3 separate regions of the Homo sapiens genome follow, and all the other regions are linked to region 1. Evidence: chromatin loops called from intact Hi-C (ENCODE). Cell type or tissue: mammary epithelial cell. All regions are shown on one strand.

Region 1 (8,000 bases):
GTTGGCCAGGCTGGTCTCCAACTCCTGAACTCAGGTGATCCACTCGCCTCGGCCTCCCAAAGTGCTGAGATTACAGGCGTGAGGCACCATGCCCGGCCCCCCGACTCTTAAATGTAGAGAATTCTATGATCCTGAGCAGATGTGGGAGTGCATTAAACTGTCACTGGCCTGTGTTTAAGAGTTGTGGACAATCACAGTATATAATAACAACCTTTTTTGGTTTGATTTTGTTTTAAAGTTAACCCCAGAAACACTGAAAGCTAGAAACGCAGGCTTATGAAGGCAGCTGAATCCAGTAAATGTCATCAGGCCTTTGGGAAATGTTTGTCCCTGCATCTCTTTAGTTCCTCCAGGCCTGCTCCCCACACATCATAGACAGCAGGACCACCCCTGAGAGCCTAGCCTGGCCACCTGGCATGGCCTCATGCCTGCAGCGAGGACATCTAGGGAAGACCACACTGCAGGCCACTGGCTCTGGCCAGGAGAATGTCCTTAAACCACACCTGCACCCCGCTAGGTACAGTTTATTGTGGGAATGGAGATCTGACCTGGGGTTGGTGGGGGATGGCGGGGGTAAAGGACAGAGGTGCAGCCCCTCTGTCCACCTTCCCCTGATCCCTGTCGGTTGGCACAGTAGGGCACAGTTCACCTTGCAGGTGGAAATGTCCACTGCTCCGAGCTGAGGAGGGAAGCCAGGACACACGGAAGGAGTGATGGGAGATTTATGAGCTGGCTTAAGACGGGGTTCTTGGGGACAGGCGTGGTGGGGCAGGCCTGCCTTCCCTCCCTCTGCTGGCCTGGAGAAGAGGTTCCATCAAGCTGCACCCACCCCTCGGTCTCCCTGGGACGTCTGATCAGTGAGTGACTTGTGCACACTTTCGATTATCCCACGCAGGACACAATCGTCAGCCACCGGGGCCCTGAGCAAAAGCCCTGCTCTTGGCAACCAGCCTTCCTAGAAGGCCAACGAACTGCGCCACCCAAAGGACATCTAGGTGAGGCAGCGATTCTTCAAGGAAGATGTCAGATGGGGCCGGAGGCAAGGCCCCCCGCCTCTGCAGAGGGGCGTCCAAGTCCCCAAACAGCAGCGGCGACAGGGAGAGAGGGGACAGTCCAACCTAAGAGGTCCAGGACAGACCTCTGTGCAGGCAGCGACCGACCTGTGAGCGCCGCTCTGGGCGCGGGAGCGAGGCGAGGCGGAGCCACGGGTCAGGGCGGACCCCGGGGAGCTCTGGACTCTGAGAGCCAACGGAAAAAGGGGTCACAAACCACACGCACGTCCCCCAAAAGAAAACAAAACCGGCTAACCAGGCTCATTAAAAGGTGAAGCCCCAGAGCCAGGAAGTAGCTGATTACCTTCAGGTCGTTGAGTAGCAGGATGTGAAGGACCCCAGAGAGCGCATTGGCTCCAGCTTTGTTTGGGGACTAGCTTCGCGGCCACTCCTAGGCGCGCCTGCGGCCAGCGGGTCATGCCTTGGGGCCTGGCGCCATCTGCTGGCCATCGCTGTTCCTAACCCACTGCCCTCCCTACTCCTCACTTAGTTTCCTGTGAGACCTGTATGCAACAACAGGGAGACAGGGAGGCTTGTATCCGCGGCTCACCTACCTGCCTTTGGGCTCTTTTAGTCTCCAAAGCAGCGAAGATTTCCTAAGAAGTGCCCATACTGAAACGCCCTTCCTCTAGGGTCGCTTGAGCCCAGGAGATCGAGGTTGATCGAGGTTGCAGGAAGCTATGATCGGGCCACTGCACTCCAGCCTGGGTAACATAGCAAGACCCCTTCTCTACACACACACACACACACACACACACACACACACACACACACACACACACACACACGACAGAGGCCGGACGAGATGGCTCACACCTGTAATCCCAGCACTTTGAGAGGCCGAGGAGGGCGGATCACTTGAGGTCGGGAGTTCAAGACCAGCCTGGCCAACACGGTGAAACCCTGTCTCTACTAGAAATACAAAAATTAGTTGGGCGTGGTGGCGGGTGCCTGTAGTCCCAGAAGCTCAGGCAGGAGAATCACTTGAACCCAGAGGCGGAGGTTGCAGTGAGCCGAGTTCGCACCACTGCACTCCAGCCTGGGTGATAGAGCGAGACTCCCTCTCAAAAAAAAAAAAACTGAATTTCAGAAATAAATAAATAAAAATAATAAATAAAACATGCTTCCTCTCCTCAGCCCGCACCTGGGTTATGGGGGCAGGGTGCGAGCACACAAACACACACACAACTTCATAGTGGAGGGAACCGACCAGCAATGGCTGACTAACTTGGAAAAGGTAATTGGAGAAGGATATGAATCTCTTCCCAAAACAATCTAAACCCAGCCTCATTGGACAGCTGCTCAGTGAGCCAAATAATAAAGTCAGTGAGCACCTCGAAAACATGCCAATCTATATGTTCAACCATCTCACTGCTTCCTGCAAAATAACGGCTTAAAGGGGGACACAGGCATCTTTGTCATTCCTCTCATTCCCTGGTCCCTGGTCCAGCACACGATGGGATGGGCAGCTGTGCTGGCAGAGGAACCCAGTTCTTCTTCTTCTTTTTTTTTTTTTTTTTTTTTTGACACGGTCTCAGTCGCCCAGGCTGGAGTGCAGTAGCATGATTTCGGCTCACTGCAACTTCCGTCTCCTGGGTTCAAGCGATTCTCCTGCCTCAGTCTCCCAAGTAGCTGGGACTACAGGTGCCCGTCACCAAGTCCAGATAATTTTCGTATTTTTAGTACAGATGGGGTTTCACTCTGTTGCCCAGTCTGGTCTCGAACTCCTGACCTCCGGTGATCCACCCGCCTCAGCTTCCCAAAGTGCTGGGGTTATAGGAGTGAGCCACTGCGCCTGGCCGGAACCCAGTTCTTAAAGATGGAATTAGTTGATTCATTCAACAAATAAGTACTGAGTGCCTCCGAGGTGCAGGCACTATTTGTTGCCAAGAAAGCAGAGAACAAACATGGAATGTTAATGATGCATGCATGGTAGCTGGGAGAGGCAGATGAGAAATAAGGAGACGAGAAATCAGCTACACTGATGAGTGTAGCTGTTACAAGGGAGATGAAATGTCTGGTGATGATTTTATAGTTGAGAGGGCCCAGTGAAAAGGGATCCCTTAGAGTGGCTCTGAATGACTCTGAAAAGCCAGCTTGGGTGCAGAGTGAGCATTCCAAGGAGGACCCCTGAGGCAAGAACAAGGTTAGGTTTGAATGGGACACCCTGCTGTGTGTCTGCAGGAAGAGGAGGAAAGACATGAGTTGAGCATCTTACCTGTGCAGGTATCATTCTAGAACATGAGGTATTTTTTATGAGAGAAACTGGCACTTCCATACAATAGGAGGGAGTACCAGATGTGTAAGTAAGTAACTGAAATGCAATTTCAAAACAGTATCTTCCCCTGCAGAAAAGAATGTTTTCCCAAGATGAAAATCTCATTAGGACAAGAATGAACATTATGTTTCCAGTGTTTTATGATAGAGAAAGTAAATTATTATGATTATTTTTATTTATTTATTTATTTACTTATTTATTTTGAGACGGGGTCTCTGTTGCCTAGGCTGGAGTGCAGTGGTGAGATCTTGGCTCACTGCAACCTCCGCCTCTTAGGTTTGCTTCAGTGATTCTCCTGCCCCAACCTCCCGAGTAGCTGGGATTACATGTGTGTGCCACCACGCCTGGCTAATTTTTGTATTTTTAGTAGAGAGAGGGTTTCACCATGTTGGCCAGGCTGGTATCCAACTCCTGGCCTCAAGTGATCCACCTGCCTCAGCCTTCCAAAGTGCTGGGATTACAGGCGTGAGCCACCGTGGCCGGCCAATTTTTATCATTATTATTTTCAGAGACAGAGTCTCACTCTGCCAGGCTGCCACTCATTCCCAGGCTGGAGTGCAGTGGCATGATCACAGCTCACTGCAGCCTCAATCTCCTGGGCTCAAGCGATCCTCCAGCCTCCAGAGCAGCCAGGACCACAGGTGTGCACCACCATGCCCAGCAGATTTTTAAAAATTGTTTTGTAGGGATGGGAGTTTTGCAACGTTGCCCAGGCTGGTCTCCAACTCCTGGGCTCAAGCAATCCTCCTACCTCAGCTTCTGAAAGTGCTGGGATTACAGGCATGAGCCACCATTCCAGACCTAGAAAATAAGTTAGATATTCCATTCAGTTTTTAAATTATGGACAAATTTTTGTTTATAAGAAGACAGTGATAGTGTGGGCTACAGCAAGACAGACACCCGTGCGGGTGATGCCACGAGGTGGAGCTGTAGTCTCAAAAAAGCAGAGCCTGGCCCTAAACCGGCAGAAGTGGAGCCTGGAGTTTCTGTCTTTCTTCTCTTTCCCTAGAGGGAAGGGTCATTTTTAAACATCTCCCTCTTACACATTACCCAAGGCCTGACTTTACCTTTTCTTTTCAAGAGCATGAGTTATTTTAACCCCCTCCCATTGTCCTATGTTCCACTGTCTCCTCCAGCCCAAAGGCCCCTCAGTCACTTGGAGCCTCCCCAAGGGAACGAGGTAGCAGAAGGAATGGAAAGCTTGTCAAATCAGACTTTCTAGTTCCCATCAGAAGAAAGGCTTGCAGGAATGTGCTTGCTGGAAGTGGGGGTTAAAGAGGGGTGATGATTGCGTACAAACTCCAGAATAGAAGAAGAGTTACCTGTAATAATAATGTAGGAGTCGGAGTGAAGAAGTAAGAAACAACCAACATTTGAGCACTTAACAACTTGCCCAGCACAATGCCAAATGCTCTGCTCAACTCCATATCTTAATTTCGTAATTCCACAAGGTAGGTGCTGTTATTGGCCCCAACAGAGATAAGAAGTCTGAGGCTCAAAGAGGTTATGTCATTGGAAGTAAGGGATTTGAATCCAGACACCCTGACTCCAGAGCCCAAGAAATTATTATGTGTGAAAAACCCCAAATTGGGCTTTCCAGATGGGCACAAGTCAATTCAGGCTATTCAATTAGCTATGCACTCCTAGCAAGAGGTGGAAGGTAACGTCCAAAACAAAAGACACCTGTGGTTCCACCCCCAGCCCCACTCACTGTAGCATTCATCTGCTGAGCTACCTGGATTGCTTGGATGCATCTCCACATTTCCTCCTTCCTTTCCTTCCTTCCTTCATTCTTCTCTCTCTTTCTTTTTGTTTTGTTTGTTTGTTTGTTTTTTGAGACGGAGTCTCACTCTGTCGCCCAAGCTGGAGTGCAGTGGCGTGATCTCGGCTCGCTGCAAGCTCCGCCTTCCGGGTTCACGCTATTCTCCTGCCTCAGCCTCCTGAGTAGCTGGGATTACAGGTGCCCGCCACCACGCCCGGCTAATTTTTTGTATTTTTATTAGAGATGGGGTTTCATCGTGTTAGCCAGGATGGTCTCAATCTCCTGACCTCGTGATCCGCCCACCTCAGCCTCCCAAAGTGCTGGATTACAGGCATGAGCCACTGCACCGGGCCCATCTTCTCTATTTCTTCTTTCCTTTCCCTTCCTTTCCTTTTCTTTTCTTTCCTTTCCTTTCCTTTCCTTTCCTTTTTCCTTTCCCTTCCCTTCCCTTCCCTTCCCTTCCCTTCCCCTCCCCTCCCCTCCCTTCCCTTCCCTTCCCTTCCTTCCCTGTCCTGTCCTTTCCCTTCCCTCCCCTCCCCTCCCTCCCTCCCTCCCTCCTTCCTTCCTTCCTTCCTCCCTTCTTTCCCTTCCTCCCTCCCTCCCTCCTTCCTTCCTTCTTTCTTTCTTTTCCTTCCTTCCTTGCTTTTTACAAAGCCTCACTCTGTTACCCAGGCCAGTTTCAAACTCCTGGCCTCAGGTGATCCTCCTGCCTCAGCCACCCAAAGTGCTGGGATTACAGGCATAAGCCACCATGCCCAGCCTGCATTGCATTTCTAATGCTGCATTGAAACTCTTGGTTTACATGTATATCTCCCCTATTTACTCAGAGGTTAGTATTGGCAGGAACTTTTTTACTATTTTTGTATCCCAGCTGCTATAATATCCCCAGATATTAAATAGGTATATCTCACCTAATTAATATGACATTTAAAATTTTAATTTTATTACAGAAAATTTCGAACATACATAAAGTTTTTAAGTTTGATAAACCCACAAATATGCGTCACTCAGTTTCAATCATTAGCACTTTTTCATGTTGCATATTTTTAAGTGCAAAAAGAAAAAGAACAATCATCTATTGAATGTTTACTGGATGTTACTCTGTTCTCAGCCTTTTACTGCCCACAGCCTTGAAGGAAGACACCGAATGTCAACATTGTCTAGCCAGTAGGCAGTAGGGGCAGGATCTGGCCCCAGTCAGTCTCACTCTCGAATTCATGCCCAGAATTACCTTGACCTGCTGCTTGTCTCATAGTAGACCCAAGAAATGTCGTTTGAGCAGAATGTAATTGAATCCCAGTTTACATATTAGGAACCGTGATGAGTTAAAGGAGGTAACCAGATAGTCATGGGAAAGTCACCTAAAAAATACTGAAAGGGGGCTGGGTGTGGTGGCTCATGCCTGTAATCCCAGCACGTTGGGAGGCCAAAGCAGGCAGATCACGAGGTCAGGAGATTGAGACCATCCTGGCTAACATGGTGAAACCCCGTCTCTACTAAAAATACCAAAAAAAAAAAAAAATTAGCGGGGCGTGGTGGCGGGCACCTGTAGTCCCAGCTACTCAGGAGGCTGAGGCAGGAGAATTGCTTGAACCCAGGAGGCGGGGCTTGCAGTGAGCTGAGATGGCACCACTGCACTCCAGCCTGGGTGACAGAGCGAGAATCCTTCTCAAAAAAAAATTAAAATTAAAAAAAAATTAAAAAAATTTAAAAAAATACTGAAAGGATGTTTAAGCGGAGGAAGGTGAAGAATCCCATGACAAATGTGTTTAGAAGAGAAATGAGACTCACTCTGTGTGGCTGGAGAGGAAGACTTCAAAAGGGGCCCAGGGAGGCAGATTTTCATTCAATATAAATAATTTTTAAGCAATTAGAGAAGAATGAAAAATAATCTGGAAGATCATTGGTCAGAGATCTGATTGCTATAAAGGTTGCTCTAAAGGAGATGCCTGGATTTGTGGCCAGTAAATTAGACAATATCCAAAGTCCCTTCCAACTACTATGGCCTGCAGTTTTATGCTTTGCACATACAGGGTTTGAGGGTGATGGCAAGACAGGAGGAATGTGTGTTTTTAGACCTCAGTGACTGGAAGAATAGCAGGACCATGCCCAGAGACAGAAAAACCGAGAAGGAGCTAGTTTCAAAAAGGAAGATAAACCTGGTTTTAGACAGATTTGTTTTTTAGTGTGAAAGGAGGAGAGCGTTTGTTTCCAGAAGTATTTTAGGAAGTCTCCATGGGAGGCAAATGTGGAAGAGAGGAAAGGAAATGGATAGGAGAGGAGGCCATGTCAGGTGCGCGCTGGACAAAGGCCTGGGAGCAGGACCAAACCTAGGACAGGCTCCAGGACAGCCCTGCGTCCTCACACAGAGCAGCTCAGCAGTCTGCTGTCATATGTGTCCTGCTGTCATCCACTCTGCACCTCCCACCTTTCCAGCGCCTGGAGTTCCGAGGCTTTCAGTTTCCAATCCCTGGCTGAGAGTTTTCAGAGGCTTGTGCTGGTTAAAGGGTAGTAGCAGAAATCTGCCCAGCAGTAGGTGGGGATCAGGTTGCACAGTGCCTGGGCACCAATCAAAACATTGGGGTTTTTATCTCAAGCCACGAAAGGTTGGAACAGAAGAGTGACATGGTGGGAACCGGTCTGGAAGAAGAATAATCCCATGGTAGATTTTGGCTTGATCAGCAGTGGGGCGATCTGGAAGCACGGGGTTGCCAGAGGATTACTGGACCACCCAAGGGCCTGAGATTTCTTGTCTGTGCAGTTTACACTGGCTGCTCCCTCAGACTGAAAACTGCCTTCCTGCCCTGCAGTCCTCCACCTGGGGCAGCTCCCATTTCCCTTTTAGATCCAGCTGAAGTTTCTCTTCCCTGAAGTCCTCCCAGGGCCCTGCCAGCCCAGCCCAGCCCCT
Region 2 (8,000 bases), 410 kb after region 1:
TGGGCCAGGCCTTCCTGGAACCCACAGCCTGGCAGCAGGAAACCCCAGGTGGAGCTTAGCAGCAGATGTGCACATCGGCCTCTCTGCACCTGGCCACGGGAGAAAAGTAGCCTCTGCTGAAACCAAGTTATTTGAACATTTGCAGTTGGCTGGTGTGCTTGTTAAAAGTGTGTTTTGGCTGAGCGCAGTGGTTCCTGTCGGTAATCCCAGCACTTTGGGAAGCTGAGGTGGGCGAATCATGAGGTCAAGAGATCGAGACCATCCTGGCCAACATGGTGAAACTCCTCTCTACTAAAAACACAAACATTAGCTGGGCATGGTGGCACACGCCTGTAGTCCCAGCTACTCGGGAGCCTGAAGCAGAAGGATCGCTTGAACCCGGGAGGCGGAGTTTGCACTGAGCCGAGATCGCGCCACTGCGCTCCAGCCTCGTGACAGAGCGAGACTCTGTCTCAACAACAACAACAACAACAAAGTGTGTTTCCTGGGGCCCTTCCGCAGGCCTCCCCAGTCAGGGAGTGTGCAGCAGCGTTCACGCGCTCAGATTGGGGAACTACTGGCTGGGCCCCTGATACCTGACCCTGTGTGTGAAAACCAAGAGCCCTAAGTCTCAAATGTGAAAAGTCACACTTTCTCTGGTTCAGTGTCTCCTTACTTCCTACCTCATTCTAGAAGTGCTTATTAAACACCTGGGTGCTAAGCTCCCTCCTGGGCTCCCAGGACGTAACTGAATCACGTATCAAGTACTAAAGTCCTTGCCCTCCCGGGACGCCAGGAGGTGGAGGATGCAGGCAGGTGGGCCCTCTGTGCTGAATAGAGGGACACAGGTGACCCAGAGCCTTCTCGGGGCTGGCAGAAGCTCTAACTCAGCCTCGAGCCCTCCCCTTCCGTGGTGGAGTGTGTGCGTGTGTGTGCTGTGGGGTGGGGTCAGGGCAGTGCGTACTCACAGATCCACTGCCCTGGCTCCCAGACCCCATAACACTTTTGAGCTCCCGGCCTCCTGCCCTGGTGAGTTGTCATTTCAGAACATTCCACCCATGAAGGATTTAGCATCTGACAAAACATGTTTTTCACTTGCAGGATATTTTTTGGCTCAATGAATATATGGCATATTTGCTAACGGGTTCCTTAAAAGTGTCATCCTTGATCTTTTTCCAGGTGGGAGGAGGGGAGTAAGAAAGAGTAAAGAAAAAAAGAAAGAAAAGGAAAACAACAACAACGACAACAAATAAAAGCTCGGGTGCTCTAACCCAAGTAAAACCTAAACACAAGAGGGCTGAGGCTGACTGTAAAATGCTCTCAATCGCTTAAGCTAATAAACCCAACTATCTTGAAGAGTAAACACCATATTGTTTTGCCAACTATTAGATTTTTACTACTCTCCAATAAAGCGAGCACTTTATTCCTTTCAAATAATATTCCATTCATTGTTTCCTAAAGATTAGCAATTGAAAGAGATGTCAACAATTTTCACTCTTTAAATTAAGTATAATAGGCTTTTATAGCACAGTATAAAGATATCGAAGGGAAAGGCCGCAATCAGAGCAGCTCGATGTTGCTTTTATCTATCAATACAGCCCCAATTTGACACTTGGGAGCAGAGGAAGCTTGTAAAGGGCCCACGGACCCCATAAAGCTGGTAACACTTGGATTAGTCTGACAGCTCACTTTCTGCACAGTAAAGTGATCATTTAATTAACTAATGGGGTTGTAAGCATGAAGGTTTATCTAATTAGCTCTCTTTCCCTTTGCCTCCTGGTCATTCTAGCTCTCGGTGTTTACATATTAACGGTAGCCTGGGCTGGGACCTGCCCGGGAGAAGAGCATTTTGCACAGGCCTCCCCGGGTCTCTGATTCGGCTTCTGTTGGAGGTGCTTCTGCAGAGTTGTGACATCACTGTTCCCAGAGAAAAATAGGAAAGCTTCTATACCAGATAGTTTCACAGAGGCTGCAAACATCTGCTCCTCAGGGGCTTTCTATATTGTCTGTGCACCCTTTTTTTTTTTTTTTTTTTTTTGAGACAGAGTCTTGCTCTGTTGCCCAGGCTGGAGGGCAGTGGCGTGATCTCAGCTCGCCGCAAACTCCACCTCCTGGGTTCAAGTGATTCTCCTGCCTCAGCCTTCTGAGTAGCTGGGATTACAGGTGCCCGCCACCACACCTGGCTAATTTTTGTATTTTTAGTAGCGATGGGGTTTCACCATGTTGATCAGGCTGGTCTTGAACTCCTGACCTTGTGATCCACCCACCTCGGCCCCCCAAAGTGCTGGGATTCCAGGCATGAACCACTGCACCTGGCCTGTCCGTGCACATATTAATCACATCGATTTAATAATGACCAGTGGTGCGTGTGTGCAAGCGTGAGAGTGTGTGTTCCTGTGTGCTGGGGCATCTGGGAGAGATTTTTCCCTCTGCATAGTGGCTTCACCTGTGCTGTGGACAATCACCGTCCCAAATCCACCATCATCACACACAGACTTTGCCACCCCGCCCCCCACAGTACAAATAATGAAAATACTTGTTTTTGTTTTTTTTTTGGGATGGGGGGTCTCACTCTGTCACTCAGGCTGGAGTGCAGTGGCATAATCACAGCTTACTGTAGCCTCACCCCATGGGCTCAATGATCCTCCCAACTCAGCCTCCCAAGAATCTGGGACTACAGGCTCATGCCATTGGGCCTGGTTGATACTTTTGATAGGGTGTGCCTTTCTACCTGCCCTTGACTAGACATGGAACTAGGCAGCCCTGTGTATAGGAATTCTTAATCCTGGCTCCCAGCATGAAGGGCCAGGATTCCTTACACAGCCCTGGATTCCTTGGGGCCTTCCTCAGGGGAAATCAAAATTGCAGCTGAGAAAGGTCACCTTGACTGCAGAGCCTACCTCCTTTTTACAGGGCCCCAGGGGCCATTGAGCCTGGAGGGGCCAGTGTGTGACTCCAGGGCCTAGAGACACTGGAGGGACCACCCTGAGCTTCCAGAGGGTGAGGGGTGAGGGGTGTCATCTGCTCTGACAACAGTGCCGGAGGGAACAAAAGCGCTCAATGGAAGCATCACCCTGTAGACCTAACTGCTAGTTTTCATCCAGAGGACAGCAGTGGGGTGGACGCAGGCCCGGTGAGGGGCCCATTCCAGAGGTCAGTCCTAATGGAAGCTCTCAGCACCTTTTGACTCAAGCTATTACCCAAATGTGAATTTTGGTGACTCCTGTACTCATCCAGAGTGGCCCTCAGCCACCTGGATCTGAGCTGCTGAGCAGCAGGGTGGCCAGAAGCTTCGAGAGGAGCGGGGTCAGCAAAGGGTGGGGAGGGATGTTTTGGGCTGGTGGGCCTGTGCCCACCCTTCTCCAGACACCCTCTTCCCCTCCCGCTTCTCTGCCTCATTCTGGGAGTGACCATCTCATCTGAGGACTTTTCAATGCTCCCCCAAAAAATGATTCTGAAAATTTTTAAAAGTAACTTACTTTTTAAATATTGTGGTAAAATATACATCACATAAACTTTACCAATTTTAACCATTTTTAAGTGCACCAGTGACATTAAATACATTCACATCATCACCACTATCTACAGAACTCTTTCATCTTGCAAAACTGCAACTGTCCTCGTTAAACAACTCCCCGCTCTTTCCCCCAGCCCCTGCAACCACCATTCTACTTTCTGTCTCTATGAGTTTGGCTACTCTAAATACCTCATATGAGTAGAATCATACAATATTTTTCCTTTTGCACTGGTTTATTTAATTTAGCATAATGTCCTCAAGGTTCACCCATGTAGTAGCATGTGTCAGAATTTCCTTCCTTTTTAAGGCTGAATCATGTTCCATTGCTTGTATGAACCATATCATGCTTATCCATTTTTCTGTTGAAACCATCAAAATGCAATCTTTGCTTTCATTCTTGAATAGTTTTCCCATCACATTTTTGGTAAGAAGGTTTAATAAAGAAGGGCTATTTAATCCTAAGCATGATTCCTTCTCATTTAGCTAATACTTTAATAGTTATTTTATAATAATTGATTCATGGCAGGGTGTGGTAGTGCATGCCTGTAATCCCAGCACTTTGAGAGGCCGAAGCGGGTGGATCACCTGAGGTCAGGAGTTTGAGACCAGCCTGGCCAACATGGTGAAACGCTGTCTCCACTAAATACAAAAAATTAGCTGGGCGTGGTGGTGCATGCTTATAATCCCAGCTACTTGGGAGGCTGAGGCAGGAGAATTGCTTGAACCCTGGAGTTGGAGGTTACAGTGAGCCGAGCTCATGCCATTGCACTCCAGCCTGGGCAACAAGAGTGAAACTCCGTCTCAAAAAAAAAAAAAATTGATTCAAATACAATTCAAGCCTAGTGTTCTCAGAAGGGCAGGAAACTAGCATCACTTCATTTACACCTCTTATGAAGAGGAGCTGAGGACAGGGCCTTGTGTTAAGAATTTGAGTAGGACGACACTGTCATCTTGTGGCTATTTGTACCAATAGCAACTTCATCCTAAAGCTAGGATTAGTAATTTCTGTACACAGGGTTACACAGGGATCCATTTCTGGTCAAGCGTAGGTAAAAAGTCATGCTCTATCAAAAGTATTTTATACTACTTGGGGGACTAGAGTCAGCATTGTGCCCTGAAGTGATAGAGGCCATGGCAGATACAGTCTTTGTTCCCTTTGCCTGTCCCAGACCCTGCTGCTCAGAGGAAGCTGTGGCAGGGGACATTGGCAGGAGAGTTAATTACTATTCATCTTACCCACGGACACAATGAGGACACATCTGAGCCTAGAGTGTGTTCTCCAACTGTCTTTAGTTTAAGAAGGTCTTTGGGGCAGGAATCTCTCTCCTTTCTTTCTTCCTCCCCTTCTTTCCTTCCTTCCTTTTCTCCTTCTCTTCCTTCTTTCTCTTCTTCATAACTGCTTCATTGAGATGTAATTCATATGCCAGTGAACTCGCCTGTTTAGAGTGTACAATTGAATAGTTTTTAGCTCTTATATTCACAGAGTTGTGCAACCATCATCACAATTTTAGAACACCCTCATCTCCTCCCAAGGAAATTCCATACCCTTCAGCCGTGACCCCTCGATCTCCCCTTCTCTCCTAGGCCCTGCCAACCACTAAGCTACTTTTTTGTCTCTGTGGATTTGCCTATCCTGGGCATTTCATATAAACAGAATCACTTGATTGTGTGGTCTTTCTTGGCTGGCCTTTTTCGTTAGCTTAGTGTTTTCAAGGCCCATCTATGTTTTATCATGTATTAGTATTTCTTTCCTTTTTACTGCTGAATATATTCCTTTGTATGAATGTGCTACATTTTATTTATGCACTCGTCAGTTGATAGACATTAGAGCTGTTTTTACTTTTTGGCAATTTTGAATAATGCTGCTATGAACGTTCATGTGCAAGTTTTTGTGTGAGCCTGTTTTCATTTTTTGTGTGTGCATATACCTAGGAATGGAATTACTGGGTCAAATGTTAACTACGTTTAATATTTTGACGCTTCTTTCCCCACATTGTCACCAGCTGTTGTTGTCATTTTTAATCTGACCATCCTGTAGGTGTGAAGAGGTAGCTCATTATGATTTGATTCACATTTCCCTGATGGCTAATGATGTTGAGCATGTTTTCATGTATTTGCTGGGCATTTGTGTATTTTCCATGGAGAAATGCCTAGCCATGTCTTCTGCTCATTTTAGAATCAAGTGGTTCCTCTTCTTGTTATTGAGTTGCAAAGAGTTCTTTACAATTCCCTTATCAGATATATGATACAATCCCATTATCAGATATATGATTTGCAAAATTTTTCTTCCTTTCAATAGGTGTCTTTTCATTTTCTTGATGGTGTCCTTTGAAGGACAAATGTGTTAATTTTGATGAAGTCCAATTTATCTGTTTTTCCTTTTGTTGTTCATACTTTAGGTCTCATATCTAAGAAGCCTTTGCCAAATCAAAGGTCATGAAGATTTAGTCATATGCTTTCTTCAAAGAGTTTTACAGTTGTATCACTTACATTTAGGTCTTTGATCCCTTTTGAGTTGTGTGTGTGTGTGTGTGTTTGTGTATGTGTATGGTGTGGGATAAATGTACATCTTCATTCTTTTGCATATGGATATTCATTTGTTGTAGCACAATTTGTTGAAAACACCATTCTTTGCTCTACTGAATTGTTTTGAAATTCTTGATGAAAATCAATTAACTGTAATTGTGAGGCTTTATTTATGGACTGTCAGTTCCTTTTCATTGACCTTTATGTCTAGCTTTATACCAGTACCACTTTGTCTTGATTGCTATAGCTTTGCAGTAAGTTTTGAAATAAGGAATTGAATTGTGAGCCCTTCAACTCAGTTCTTCTTTTCAAGATTGTTTTTGTTATTCTGGGTCCTTCGAATTTCCATATAAATTTTAGGATTGGCTTTTCAATTTTTGCACAGAAGTCAGCTGGGATTTTGATAGAGATTGCACTGACTCTGTAGATCACTTTGGCGAGTATTGTCATCTTGACAATATTAAGTCTCTTGATCCATGACTATGGGATGTCTTTCCATATATTTAGATCTTCTTTAAGTTTTAAAATTGTTTTTATCATTTCATTTTTTATTGTTCATTGCAAATGTATAGAAATACAATTTATTTTTGCCTCTTATCTTGTATCCTGCTGCTTGGCTGAACTCATTTATTAGTCTGATTAGTTTTTAGTTGATTTTTTAGAATTTCCTGTATACAAGATCATGTAATCTGTGAACAGAGATGGCTATATTTCTTACCCTCCAATTGCTTTTATTTGATTTTCTTACCCAACTGCTCTGACTAGAACCTGCTGTACAATGTTGAAGAAGTGGCACAGGCATCTTTCTTGGGGCCTACCTGTGGCTCCATCCACAGGTATGTCGCCTGCTGGTATATAGGTTGTCTTCATTGACATCTTTGGAAATTGTGTGTATCAGAACAGTGTCAAAGACAGAACTCAATGACCAAATGGAAAAATAATTTTATTTCTTAATAGACATTAATCCTTTAATCAACAGTCTTTGGATATGACAGATGCAGCTATTAATACACTTACCTGAATCATACACAATCCAAATTACTTCATCTTGACGATAACATTCTCCCTGAAATATTATGAAATGGTCTTCCTGAAAACCAGAAATATTATGTCTGTCTTTGATCTGTTCTACCAGTCTAGTGACTTGATAGGGTCTCTCAAGAAGGGAAATTCCTACGCACGCACACACACACACACACACACACACACACACACACACACACACACGCTTCTCTTCTGCTCTCTGCAGTCCCCAATAGCTGGACCAAGTTGTCTCCCCAGCCTGGAGGTCAGCTCACTCTGTTTTCCAAATCAATCTGAATATGGAGTGAACTGTCTTTGGTGCTTACTATGTTTTGAGATCTGACCTGTCTAGGTTCTTCAGGGTCATTAGTGTGTGAGGCCTCTGAAAGATGGAAACTTATTTGTTTGTTCACTGCTGTACTCCAGGACCCAATTGGTGTCTGCCACACCAGAGGCACTCAATATGTATGTGCTGATTGGGTGAAAAGTGCATTACAGGCATAGGGAGGGAGAGGGATGGGGTGATTTGAATGGGGGAGAAATGGAGCTAGAAATGGAAATAGAATCAGGCGTGGAGCTTGGCAGGAGAGGAAGGAAGAGAAGCCAGGTCATGCCGGCCCTAATCACCACTATGACTTCTGTGGTTGAGGACGCCTGGAGTAGATAATGCTCAGTTAGTATTATTTTCATAAATCAATGAATGTAAGAAACAGAGTAGGGAGTAAAGAGACAAAAAGAATAGCAAAGCATAATTATTCTCAAAAGATGAAAGAAACAAAACGCTGCACCTTCAGTAAGTTTCCATCTTGGCTCATAAAAAAAAAAAAAAAAGTCTTTAGGGCCCGTCTACAAGGCTGAGATTCTGCAGGGAGAGTGCACTGCAGATCACCTGGCCATATGGCCAGTGTTTTTTTCCTGATAATGGCATTTTCCCTCTATTCCTGCCTCCTTCCTA
Region 3 (8,000 bases), 650 kb after region 1:
TCCAAGAGACAGTAAGTAAATTGTCCAAAGTCATACAACCAGAAAAGGTGGAGACAGGATTCAGATGCATGAGTCCAAAGCCCAAGCTCTGTCTACACCAATCTGGTATCAGAATTCTGACTGAGATCAAAAACTGGTTCAGCTTTGAAGACACCAGGCTAAGTGAAAGCTGCCAGACAAAAAAAAAAAAAAAGACTAACAGTGCATGATTCCACCGAGACAAGGTACCTACAGTAGTCAAACTCACAGAGACAGAAATGGTGGAATGGTGGCCAGGGGCTGAGGGGAGGGGAGGAGAAGAGTTATCCTTCAATGGGGATAGAGTCTCCACTTGGGAAGGTGCAAGGTGTTCTGGGGGTGGGTGGTGGTCACGGTGGCACAACGAGGTACTTGATGCCCCTGAACTGTGCACTTAAAAATAGTTAAGATGGTAAATTTTACAAGTATTTTACCAGCATAAACAAATAAAAAATTATATTTTAAACATTTAAGAAGTTTAGAGAAATAGGCAAATAAAGGGGTTGTGACCCACTTTACAGCATGGAAACTGGTAGAATTTCGAAGCCTGAGACTGCCAGCCGCTCAGCTGGCTCCTCCCACCCGAGGGCAATAGAGAGAGAGAGACGGTGAGAGCGAGCGCCAGTCCAGAGCAGCTGCTGTCCCGTATCAGGTGACCTGCGACGACTGCTCAGTACCAGATCCCACCGGGAAGCCCATCGCATTAACTGCCATGAGACCAGGAAGACGGGCCTCTGTGTTGGGCTTGCCCCCCCTCACCTCTGAAAGGGACTCCTCTCATGCTTGGATGGGAAGAAATACAGTCCCTGAGGGCAGAAACACTCCCCGCACACGCAGTGGGGCTTCCAGCTAGAGCCCCAACCAGTGGCCCCAGCTTCCCCTGGGGACTTGTCAGGAATGCACATTCTTGGCCCCACCCCGACCTTCAGAAACAAAAACTCTGAGTGCAGGGACCCAGCAATCCGCATTTTAACAAACGCTTCAGGTGGCTCTGATGCCCGCTGAAGTTTGAGGCCCACCTGCATATATCACTCCCCATAAGGAAAACACAATCACCTCTGCGCTCACGGGACCTTTTGTTCAAAGCAGTAGAGGTGAAGTCCCAACCCCCGCTGCATATGGGAACCGCTTTCAGAGCTCTAGAAAACATGGGTGCCCAAGCCCTACCCCCAGAATCCTGACGTAATGGATGTGAAGTGGGAGTTCCAGTGGCGACAAGGGGTGTCCAGACCACTTTCTAACTTGCCCACGCCCTTTAATCCTGGCCTGGTCTCCTCACCAGCCACAGTGCTTCCTGGCCCTTCTTAGAGCAAAGGCAGCCTGAGGTCCCGGGGAGGGGCGAGAGAGGTCCAAGAGACAGTAAGTAAATTGTCATCTTGGTGGTTTCCCTCACTGCTATCACACAATTCTGGACACACCGTGGGACACTTGGCTGAAGAAAAGCAGACCCCTGAGAGGCAGGGCTCAGAAGCGAATAATGTATTTATGCAGCCTCAAGGGAATGGTGAACAAGCTTGTAGCATGTGGTTGCGAAGACCGCTGTGAGCTCTACAGAGACAGGGAAGTTTTGAAGCAAAATTAGATCGTTGGTTTCCAGGTGGAATGGTCTTCCAAAGAGTTGCCTTAGCCTTCAGTTTATTCTACAAAGACACAGACATTCCCAGGTGTAAATAAACAGACCCTTCACCACTTTCCATGTGGAATTAGAGGAAGAGCATGAGAGGTCTCATGGCGAATGTAGACTGAATGCAGATGGTCTTGGCGGCACAGGCCACATTGTCAGAGTCGCCAGGGCAGCCTCGGGTAGAATCACCCTCAGTGGGCTGACAGCGGTGTGCTGTGAATTGTCCTGCTGTAGTCTTACTCTGGATCCTGTCAGCGAAGGCAGAGCCTTTCCTCTGTCTTCATATAGAATTTAAAACTTGAAGGACAGGACTTCTGCTGGTGAGAATTAGGTATTTTTAGGAGTTGTTGGGCCTCATTCTCTTGTGAAGCTTCTAGGCCTGCTCTTCTGTGCACACCTTTTCAGGAGAGGGTCACAGGAGGGCTATGACTCTGAGCCACCGCAGGAGTTCCAGAAGCTGGGCAGAGGGGCACGTGAGGTCAAGGCAAATAGGTCATCTCTTATATTCCGGAAAATCTAATCTCATGTTGCACTCTGTTTGCGTCTTTTTTTTTAATCTTCCTTGGGCTTAGGTAGAGTCTTCTTTGAAGTTCAGCCTAGTCTTTATTTTTAAATTTATTTTTTATTTCAATAGGTTTTGGGGGAACAGTGGTGTTTGGTTACATGAGTAAGTTCTTTAGTTGTGATTTCTGAGGTTTTGGTGCACCCATCACCCAAGCAGTGTACACTGTACCCAGTGTGTAGTCTTTCATCCCTCACCCACCTCCCACCCTCTCCCCCAGGTTCCCAGAGTCCACTGTATCATTCTTATGCATCCTCACAGCGTAGTCTTTCCACACCCTGGGGATAGGAAGGTAATAGTTGTAAGTCCTGCTTTGCTGAAGGAGGAGTAGAAATTCCCAGAAGCCAGTGGAAGCCAGTTTTTTTTTTTTTTAATTAGGACCCCAAGAAGGAGACGACTAACCAACAGGACAAGAGGAGGCGATGAGAAGCTCCAGGGATGAGAAGCAGCCGCGAAATCCTCTCAGCACTCACAGAAGCACTGCAAGTGAACTTTATTATGTCTCTGGGGTTAGGTATATATGTTTCTTCCTGGCTAATTCCGCTTATAAAAGTCCCCACCAGGATTCTTCAGAGAAAATATAGAAGAACCTATAGGGAGTTGGGAGTTAAACAGAGATTCTGGAAGTCAGACAGTGCTTCCACAAAAAACCTTCCACCTGCCCGCCGCCCCTACAATCTCCCTCTCCCAAGCTCCATGGAGGAGACATTCCTTCGGGTAGGAAGCGTGTACTTTCAAACAGGGTCAGTCTTGGGGAGCCGTAGTTTCAGAATGAGTCGCTCTAATTATATGCCCTTCATGAGAAGGCCCAGTGGTGGTGCCCACCTGGGGACTGGGCAGCCAGGTCACCTGAGGGCATGGGGGAGGCAGTGGCAGGGGCAGGGGAATGAGGTGGGTGGGAAGGCTCCAGGCACCACTCCTGGACCTGCAGGGGAGCTGAGAGGCCCTGGTGACACCTGGCACCGAACATCTTATCCTAGTCCTTTCAAACACGCTCAGACACGGGGATGCCTCCAAGGGTATGCTGAGCACCACTGACACCCAGTGGAAAGCCTTTGAACTTCTCTGTAAGTTGGTTTCCTAGAAGGCCTGGCAGGATGATCTAAACTCACGACAACATGCATCACAATGGTCATAAAGCAATACCTGGCATTTGCTCCCCAGCCCCCAGCAAGCTAAGGAAGAGTCCTCATTGTCACCGAATTTAGATTCATTGATGCTTACAACACACTCTAAGGGTAGGTGCCATTCTTAACAGGGACCAAGGCTCCCAGAGGTGAGCGACCTACCCAGGGCCATGAAGTAAGTGAGGGGCAGGTGAATGACTTGTGTGACTCCAAGGTCAGTGCCCTTCACTTTCTAACACACTCCTCCACCGCCCCCACCCCAGCAGGCAGGCTGCACACAACACTGCCTGGACCCTTCCCATCAGGCCTCTGTGCTGAGTAATGGGGCAGGTGGGATGCACGCATGCATACACACACACACACACGAAAGCACACAGAAACACACACATGCATGCACAAATGCACACACACACGTGCACACACATGCATGCATGTGCACACCCAGGCACACTCAGGGCTTGCCCGTTTGCTGGACTCGGGCCTTACTTTGAACTCTGTTCTGAGTGGCCCTAGGCCAGCCTACTTTCTTTTCTCTAGCAAATCTGTGGGCTGGAGCAACAGAGCCACAATGCTGCACCTTTGTGAGCAGCTGTCCAGATGGAAATGGCTGATGACACTGTTAGTATTCCAGTTCAGGGTCATGGATGGCCTGAACATATCCCAGCAGCTCAGGGTGCAGGACGGGAAGCAGCCCTGCTCAGGATGCCATCCCATTGCAGGATGCATCCACACACCCACACTCACTCAGACCGGGGCAATGTAGACACACCAGCAAACCTAACATGCACAGCTCTGGGGTGTGGGAGGAAACTGGAGTACCCAGAGAAAACCCACAAGACGTGGGGGCAACTGCACACTCCACACAGACAGTGCCCCAGCTGGGAAGCAAATTTTTTTCTCATCAAACATAATGAATGACGTTGATCAAAATGACATTATTCAAGGACTTGCTGTACTTCATTCCTTCATTGTCCTCCTCGCGCTAGAGGCAGTAGCTGTTCTTTTGCATCTACTAATTCTGGGCTCCTGTGGGTCTCCTTTTACCTCTTTTAATAATGAACCACCTTATCCTGTTCTACCTAATAATTCTTTATATTAAAATATTCCTATTTAAATAACCGGTCCAGCTTGTCTCCTGCTTGGAAGCTGACTGGCCGAGCCCCCTACTGGCAGGGTCACACAGGGGCTGCTGGTGAAGGCGGGAAGGCAGGGGACAGGGTCCCAGCCTGGTGTCAAGGCAGGGCGTGGAGGAGGATGTTGGTGCTAAGAGACTCCGTAACTGGAACAGAGGTCACATAAAGATCTTTTCAGGCCGGGCATGGTAGCTCACGCCTGTAATCCCAGTACTTTGGGAGGCTGAGATGGGTAAATCACCTGAGGTCAGGAGTTCAAGACCAGCCTGGCCAATATGGTGAACCCCTGTCTCTACTAAAAATGCAAAAATTAGCCGAGCATCGTGGTGGGCACCTGTAATTCCAGCTACTTCGGAGGCTGAGGCAGAAGAATCGCTTGAACCTGGGAGGCGGAGGTTACAGTGAGCCGAGATCACACCATTGCACACCAGCCTGGGCGACAGAGCAATTCCGTCTCAAAATAAATAAATAAATGAATATCTTTTCAGATGAGCATAATAAGAGCTTGCCACCAGCACATCCTCACTAAAGAAAGTTCTAAAATAACGTACTTCAGGAGCTCAAATGGAAGGTCTGAAATATACAAAGAAATGATGAGCAATAATAAAGATAAACATTGTGATAAATCTAAAAGAACACTAACTGCATGAAACAATTCTATCTTATGAGGTTAGGATAATGAGAAAAAAACATGTAAGTCAGACAAAAAAAGATTGCTATGGGCTGAACTCCCTCCCAACCCCCATAAATTCATATGTTGAAGTATTTGGTATTTGGAGACAGAGCTTTTGGGAGGTGAGTAGTTTACATCAGGTCAGGAGGGTGGATCAGGTCAGGAGGATGGGATTAGTGCCTTAGAAGAAGGGCCTCCAGGGAGCTCTCTCTCTCTCTCTGTCTCTCCCTCTCTCGCCCTCCATGTGAAGTCACAGTGAGAAGGCTGCCATCTGCAAGCCAGGAAGAGAGCCCTCACCAGACGCAGAATCATCTGGCACCTCGATCTCAAACTTCTAGCCTCCAGAACTGTGAGAAGATTAATCTGGGTTGTTTAAGTTGCCCAGTCTGTGGTATTTTGTGATGGCAGCCTGAGCTGACTAACACAGAGGCAAATGGGGTATAGCCCATGTGCCGTCCCAGAGGCATGTGAGCACGGGGCTGTGTCCTGGTGGTGAGCATCCCTGCATCCCCCTGCATGACCTGGCCGGTGTGCTTCTGATTGATCTATGTGTGTGCCACACTGGCTGTTAAAAATCTTTTTTTTTTTTTTTGAGACAGAGTCTCATTCTGTCACCCAGGCTGGAGTACAGTGGTACAAATTCAGCTCATTGCAACCTCTGCCTCTCAGGTTCAACTGATTATCCTGCCTCTGCCTCCAGAGTAGCTGAGATTATAAGCACTTGCCACCATACTTGGCTAATTTTTGTATTTTTTTAGAGACAGGGTTTCACCACATTGGCCAGGCTGGTCTCGAACTCCTGATCTCAAGTGATCCACCCGCCTTGGCCTCCTAAAGTGCTGGGATTACAGGTGTGAACCACTGCGCCCAGCCTAAAAATCATTTTTTATTACCTCTGGGAAAAATTATTGGTTAACTTTAGACTTTGATACATTGTTTCCGTATTACAATTCTTAGAGTAGTGATTTTTAAAAATATAAAAAATAACTTAAAGGAAAAATTAGAATGATTAAAAAAATCAATCCAAATGAAGGCAAGAAGGGAAAAGAATGAAAGAACAGACAAAGAAAAAGTACAACTTAACCTGCTAGCTCTAAACAACAGATATAAGAAGTCATATTAAACTTAAGTTTTTCCAACTAAAATACAAAAGCTGTCAGAATGGAAAGAACAAAAGTATTTGTTGTTAACAAGAGACATATCTAAAACATAAGGATGCGGAATGTTGAAAGTGAAAGGAGAGGAAAAGATAAACCAAGAAAATGTGAATTTTTAAAAGTCGGTGGAGCATTATTAATAGCAGACAAAATAGATTTAAGACAAAGAAAATTACTAGAATGTAGTTCATGTCATAAAGTCAGGAGTTCACTCCAGAAAGATACACACATTTGGTTAAAAGAACAGAGTCCAGAGTCAGCCTGCCTATCTCAGCCCGGCTCTGCTCCTTTCTGTGTGTGTGATCTTCAGCACATTACTTAATCTCTGCTATTTTCACTGTCCTCCCATGAAAATGGGGATAATACTCATACCTCCCTTTTTTTGTTTTTTTTTTTGTTTGTTTGTTTGTTTGTTTGTTTTGAGACGGAGTCTCGCTCTGTCACCCAGGCTGGAGTGCAGTGGCCCAATCTCGGCTCACTGCAAGCTCCACCTCCCAGGTTCACGCCATTCTCCTGCCTCAGCCTCCAGAGTAGCTGGGACTACAGGCGCCCGCCACCACGCCAGGCTAATTTTTTGTATTTTTAGTAGAGACGGGGTTTCACCGTGTTAGCCAGGATGGTCTCATTCTCCTGACCTCGTGATCCGCCCACCTCGGCCTCCCAAAGTGCTGGGATTACAGGCGTGAGCCACCGCGCCGGGCCAATACTCATACCTCCCTCTAAGGGTAGTTGTGAGGATATAACGGAGCTAGTATGTAACGAAGGCAGTTAGAACAATGCCTGGCGTGCGTGTTCATAGCAGGCACTACATAAATAGGACACGAAATTACAAACCCTAATGACAGGTATAAAAGTATGTGAAGGAAAGGCTGATAGAACTTCAAAAATAAAGAGATACTAGTCTGAATTCTTTTTCAGACAGAGTCTCGGTCTGTCACCCAGGCTGGAGTAAAGTGGCATGATCTTGGCTCACTGCAACCTCCACCTCCTGGGTTCAAGTGATTCTTCTGCCTCAGCCTCCCAAGTAGCTGGGATTACAGGCATGTACCATCACGCCCAGCTAATGTTTGTATTTTTAGTAGAGACGGGGTTTTGCCATCATGGCCAGGCTGGTCTCCAACTCCTGACCTCAAGTGATCCACCCGCCTCTGTCTCCCAAAGTGCTGGGATTATCGGCGTGAGCCACACACCTGGCCTGGACTTTTTTTTTTTTTTAACAGACATCCTCTCAGTGATTTAAAAAAATTCAGTAAGAATATAGAAGACTTGACAATACAAAAAAACTTAAATCAATGGACAGATATAAAACACTGCATCCAATAACCTCAAATACACTATTTTCTAAAACTGGCTATGTCCTGGATCATAAAGTAAATCTCATCAAATTTCATAGACAGCATGTATGCTATCATGCAAAGTGTCTTCTAAAACTACAGTGCAATAAAGTGAGAACTAAAATCCAAAAACCTAAGCAGAAAATCCTCATCTGTTTGCAAATTAAGAAACCTGCTTCTGAATCACTCACACATGCAAATTAGAAAATATCTTGAACTGAATGTTAATTAAAAGACTCCATATCCCAACTTACGGAATTTAATTAAGCAGAATGTAGTAAAACTATAGCCATAAAATGTGTATGATGGAAAAGAAGATTGAAAAATAATGAACTAAGAGTCCATCTCATGAAGTTAGAATAAGAATAGTAA

What was found. Peaks named below come from ENCODE experiments on the same cell type or tissue, not always from the same donor. Only the 100,000 strongest peaks of a DNase experiment are listed, where the experiment ranks them.
Region 2: a loop joins it to region 1, with 18 times the contacts of the local background. A loop is called at or near these places in 63 of 110 quality-filtered maps.
Region 3: a loop joins it to region 1, with 6 times the contacts of the local background. A loop is called at or near these places in 3 of 110 quality-filtered maps.

The regions. Positions count from the first base shown.
Region 1 is chr13:27,355,646-27,363,645 of GRCh38, reverse strand. No RefSeq gene overlaps it. Among named protein-coding and RNA genes, the nearest start is that of GTF3A, 65 kb to the left of the region's middle. RefSeq lists an enhancer at 791-1,292. In mammary epithelial cell, CTCF peaks have their summits at 1,497 (motif pointing left) and 4,235 (motif pointing right); a DNase peak (open chromatin) is centred at 1,495; H3K4me3 peaks cover 512 bases.
Region 2 is chr13:26,943,578-26,951,577 of GRCh38, reverse strand. No RefSeq gene overlaps it. Among named protein-coding and RNA genes, the nearest start is that of USP12-AS1, 180 kb to the left of the region's middle. In mammary epithelial cell, a CTCF peak has its summit at 4,455 (motif pointing left); no DNase peak of the experiment used is centred here.
Region 3 is chr13:26,703,146-26,711,145 of GRCh38, reverse strand. No RefSeq gene overlaps it. Among named protein-coding and RNA genes, the nearest start is that of GPR12, 54 kb to the left of the region's middle. In mammary epithelial cell, a CTCF peak has its summit at 3,244 (motif pointing left); no DNase peak of the experiment used is centred here.